Regions from separate parts of the Homo sapiens genome. Here region 2 is linked to region 1. Evidence: chromatin loops called from intact Hi-C (ENCODE). Cell type or tissue: endothelial cell of umbilical vein. All regions are shown on one strand.

Region 1 (2,500 bases):
GAGTTCACAGAGGAAATGCAGTAGACAGAGAGTGTCTGGGGGAATATAAACTTTCGTTGTTATATGCTGCTAAGGTTTAGGCATTGCTTATTACCACAATATTATTTATAACTTAATTTTAACAAGTATTTTCACTATATTACATTTCAAATATATTTTTCAAATATGGCTTAGTGATGTAGAAATTAAAATAAATAGTTATTAACATTGCATGAGGCTAATTACTTTTAGGTAGTTGCTATTGATCTAACAGTTGCGCTGTAGAAAGTTCATATTCATTTTCTTGTCAAAACTTGGTAATTTTTACATTTTCTTCTTTGATAGACATGCATCTCCCCTCTGCAACCACTGTGGCAAGGCTTGAGAAAGGGTGATATGTCTTGTAAGATGTCCCTGTTTTACTTGATTATTCCAGTTTAATATTAATATATTAACCCAGGAGTGTGCTATCCTGGATACTTTTGATTTGTGTTTCCTTTCATCACTAATAAAACTAGAAGACAAATGTATCTACATTGTTCTTAGAGTCCCCTGTTTCATTACTACATTTCACAATTATTTTTGCTTAGCAAGCGAGGGCTATCAATATCAAAGTATAATACACCCCCTCCCTTCTGATAAAAAACTTTCCTATTTTTTTTGAAAGGCTTGAGTGTATCAAATGGTGTATTTTCATATGCAATTAGTGTTTTAATTGTACCTTTATTTTCTTTCTCACTTTGGAAGCATAGCATCTAGAATTGCTTTCTTCCTCATTGTTTTCATTTCTGTGTTCAGTTAAAAGCTAAATGAAAGGATGTTAACTGCCAACTTTAAAAATACATTTTATTTGTGAATTTCATTTGTTTAAATTGGAATGTTATAAATTATACAGATGGTAAAAATTTGATTTTCATTACTTGACAAAGTTGGCATGTATCTTTGTCTTTTAATTTGAATAAATATTTGGCTAGCCACTATTGTGTGCCTAGTAAATTTAGGTAGTGTTTCAAGCCACTTTTTAATATTATGTGCCTCCACTAGGTGGTGCTCATTCCTTCGGGACATCTGAGACCTAGCTTAAAGAATTTAGTTCTGTCACTGATGGGTTAAAGATAAAAGAAGCAAATTCAGGCCAAAGCAGTACGAAAAACTTGTGAAATTTTTTTATTTCATGTAATGAGTTGTGAAACTCTGTAGTAGAGGTATTTATTATTATTAATGTATGATATTTCCAAGAAATCAGTAATTTTATTATATGGCTCATTTATATAAAATGTATTTAAATAGTTATTATAGATTGTGTTAGATGATGGGGATGCAATGGTGAAAAACAGACACGGTGGTCTTAAACCATATGACTCTTGGAATCAACACTCAAGTAATCACTTGAGTAAGTGTGTAATTATTACTGAGATAGGGACAGGTTTTTGGTGCTTTGAGTGTATAAGGGGCAGAGAAGGGGGTATTTTCCAAGATTCTGGGAAGTTTTATTGAAGAACTGATCACTGATCTAGTTAAATAAGATCTGAAAGTTGCTGAAGAATTAACCAGTGTGAGTGTGTTGGAGGAGAAATTTCACAGTGATGAGGTTAGTGTGGGGTTGCAAGGAGTTCTTTATCTGCACCCCAGTCGTTGTAATGGTTGGATCCAATGGACCTTTTCAGTCCTGGAGACATCTGTTCTTCAGCTTTAATTTCTTGATAATTTCCTTCCCTCAGCTCTTCTCCTCTTCCATCTTTCTAGAAGTTCTTTTAGGTGAATATTGGCCTTTCTGGATTTTACCTTTGCTTTTAAAGAGATTTCTTCAACTTTTACTACATTTCTCTTTAAAATCTTAAAAATTCGCTGCTGCTATTTTAATTCCAGTACATTTGAGAAGAATGTCTCTGTTTCTTTTTTGTAACATCTTAGTCTCATTCCATGGATACACTATAGAATCTTTCTGAGGATAATTAAACAAAACAAAAGCCCCCTTTTTGTTGATTCTGTGTTCCATGAACTTTTCAAAGTTCTAAGTACCTTGTTTCTCTCTTCCAGCAACCCTTTAGATAGATATTAATCTTTACCCCATTGTAAAGATTAGAAGAATGAGGTACCACTTTGATTACACAGCCAGTTAGGTGGTAGAGCTGGTCTTGAACCCAGGTGGTCTGACTCAAGTTCTACATTTTTACTATCATGCTACTCTGCTTGTTGATGAGTATTCAGTAGAATGGTTTCGGTTTCATTTTCAATTCTCCTCATTTTGTTCACAATTTTTCTTTACTCTGGGACTTTTTTTTTCCTGTTTTGCCTGCTTGGTGTTTATCCTGTGGGGGCTTTCCTCAAATGTCTGCTTATTCTTGGTTGTCTGCCTGTGTTTAATAGTGAGTTGTTAAAAGAGCTGATTGGAAGATCTATGTGTTGGAGCAGGGCCTGGTGACAGGTGGAATCTCTGTAGAACAGTGGTTTTCGACTGAGTTGGATTCCTTCTCGCCTTTCCTGGTCATTTGGCAACATCTGGAGGCATCTTTGATGG
Region 2 (2,500 bases), 90 kb after region 1:
CTTGCTGAAGATCAACTAATTGTTGACTGGGTGAGCTTTGTTCTGTCAGCCTGACTGACGCATAAGCACACGCTACACTACACACTCCCTAATTTAGTTTTCTTTTTGTTTAACAATAGATGCTGCCTGTGCCATGGGTACGTTGTGAGGTTATGCTTAGGATGTAATAGAAACTTTGTTCATGTTCATGAATGAGAGAACTTATTGTTTACATTTAAAATGCTTTTACAGTGTTTTTAACTTTTTCATATCAAATGTGTTTACCAATCAGTTCTTGATAAATTATGATTTTTGACTTATTTTGCTTTATTATAGTTATTTTACTCAATGATTTTTCAACAGAGCTCTTTATTGTTTAAACCAAATAAAATTTACATTATTATAACTACATAAATAAATATTAAATCTAAGTTATTGTTTTTATAAAATTGTGTACTATTATTTTTTTCTTACTGAATGCATTTCTAACAATATTATGATGAATAGGCCAGGCACAGTGGCTCATGCCTGTAATCCCAACACTTTGGGAAGCTAAACTGGGGGGATTGCTTGAGGCCAGCAGTTCAAACCAGCCTGGGCAACGTAGCAAGACCCTGTCTCTACAAAGTATTTTAAAAATTAACCAGCCGTGGTGATGTGTGCCTGTAATCCCACCTGCCTGGGAGCCTGAGGTGGGAGGATCGCTTGAGCCCAGGAGTTCAACACTGCAGTAAGCTGTGATGGCGCCACTGCTCTCCAGGTTGGGCAACAGAGTGAGACCCTGTCTCTAAAACATTAGGGTTTTAACTTTAAAAACCCAATATTATGGTAAATAAAATCCAACCCAACTCTGAGGGTTTTTTTTTTTTGAGGGTTTCTTTTTTGGTTGATGTTACTAAAAATATATTTATTTTAATATTTGCAGCTGGTTTTAGAAAAAGTTTTCGTCTTAGTAGAAAAGATAAGAAAACAAATAAATCCATGTATGAATGCAAGAAGAGTGATCAGTACGACACAGCTGACGTACCCACATACGAAGAAGTGACACCGTATCGGCGACAAACTAATGAAAAATACAGACTCGTTGTCTTGGTTGGTAAGTGCTTGTTTCTGTGAGTAATTCTGAGGAAATGAGTGAGCTAGTAAGAATTTCTCTTCAAAGTGAATCATACTTGAAGTTTTCAAGCTAAAAATCTCCTCCCCTTCAACACCTTTTGTCTTGTCTCTGAAACAAAATCTTTAGTTTTTTGTACGTAATTGACTTGCAGAGACTTTTAAGACATTTCTGAAGAACGGTACTGTCGTTTTAGTGGAACCTTTGTCAAGTGGGGATAGCAAACACTGTTGTAATATATGAAGCATACATCAGGGCAATTAAATAATAGAAGTGAATATTTTTGAACACAATGCAAGTTCGTTTCAAAGCATTTTGAGGCAGCAGCATGGTACAAGCTTCAGATGGCATTTAGACCTTCAGTGAAATAAAGTATTACAGCAGAGTTCTAGGATATTTCAAGCTAGAGAGTCAGCAAAGTCGCTTTAAAGTTGATAATTGGCTGGGTGCCGTGGCTCACACCTTTAATCCCAGCACTTTGGGAGGCCAGGGTGGGAGGATCACTTGAGGTCAGGAGTTTGAGACCAGCCTGGCCATCATGGTGAAGCCCCATCTCTACAGTGAAGCCCCATCTCTACATTGAAGCCCCATCTCTACAAAAATACAAAAATTAGCCAGGCGTGGTAGCACAGTCCTGTAGTCCGAGCTACTCAGGAGGCTGAGGCAGAAGAATCCCTTGAACCTGGGAGGTGGAGGTTGCAGTGAGCCAAGATCGCGCCACTGCACTCCAGCCTGGGTGACAGAGCGAGACTCTGTCTCAAAATAAAAAGGCAGTTAATAAAGGAATGTGGGTATTTTCACAAACATCGATTGCCTTGACTCAGATTTGCATCCTAGCATCTATCTTGTGCACCCTTCACAGATGTGAGTAGCCACAAGCTCCATGTATCTTCACTTCATCCTCAATGCATTTCTTTAAAAATGTAGCGAGAGATATTTAAACTTCCAGGATCAAAGCCAATGATTTTAGAAAAGTTTTGGAGTAGAAGAGCATGGTGTCTCTTAGTGTTAGTACATTCTCACACTGCTATAATTACCTGAGACTGGGTAATTTATGAAGAAAAGAGGTTTAATTGACTCACAGTTCCACAGGCTATATAGGAAGCATGACTGGGAGCCCTCAGGAAACTTAACAAGCATGGCAGAAGGTGAAGGGGAAACAGGAGCGGGCTTCACATGGCAGCAGGGGAGAGAGAGAGTGAGAGCGACAGGGGACGTGCCACATACTTTTAAACCATCAGATCTCCTGAGAACTCATTATCGTGGGAATATCATGGGAGAAATCTACCTCTGTGATCTAGCTACCTCCCACCAGGTCCCTCCCCCAGCATTGAGAATTACAGTTCAACATGAGACTTGGGTGGGGACACAGAGCCAAACCATATCACTCTTGTTAATTGTTCTTTT

The links. A loop is a pair of places that touch in the nucleus more often than their neighbours do. Peaks named below come from ENCODE experiments on the same cell type or tissue, not always from the same donor. Only the 100,000 strongest peaks of a DNase experiment are listed, where the experiment ranks them.
Region 2: a loop joins it to region 1, with 4 times the contacts of the local background. A loop is called at or near these places in 2 of 110 quality-filtered maps.

Annotation. Positions count from the first base shown.
Region 1 is chr10:28,178,219-28,180,718 of GRCh38, reverse strand. The region is part of intron 3 of MPP7 (MAGUK p55 scaffold protein 7); the gene reads left to right. Among named protein-coding and RNA genes, the nearest start is that of SNORD130, 110 kb to the right of the region's middle. In endothelial cell of umbilical vein, a CTCF peak has its summit at 1,017 (motif pointing right); DNase peaks (open chromatin) are centred at 1,058 and 2,238; H3K27ac peaks cover 496 bases.
Region 2 is chr10:28,088,246-28,090,745 of GRCh38, reverse strand. It overlaps MPP7 (MAGUK p55 scaffold protein 7), which reads left to right. Exons shown (of 17, transcript NM_001318170.2): 12 at 905-1,075. Among named protein-coding and RNA genes, the nearest start is that of SNORD130, 16 kb to the right of the region's middle. RefSeq lists an enhancer at 740-1,939. In endothelial cell of umbilical vein, no CTCF peak of the experiment used is centred here; a DNase peak (open chromatin) is centred at 1,015; H3K27ac peaks cover 2,500 bases.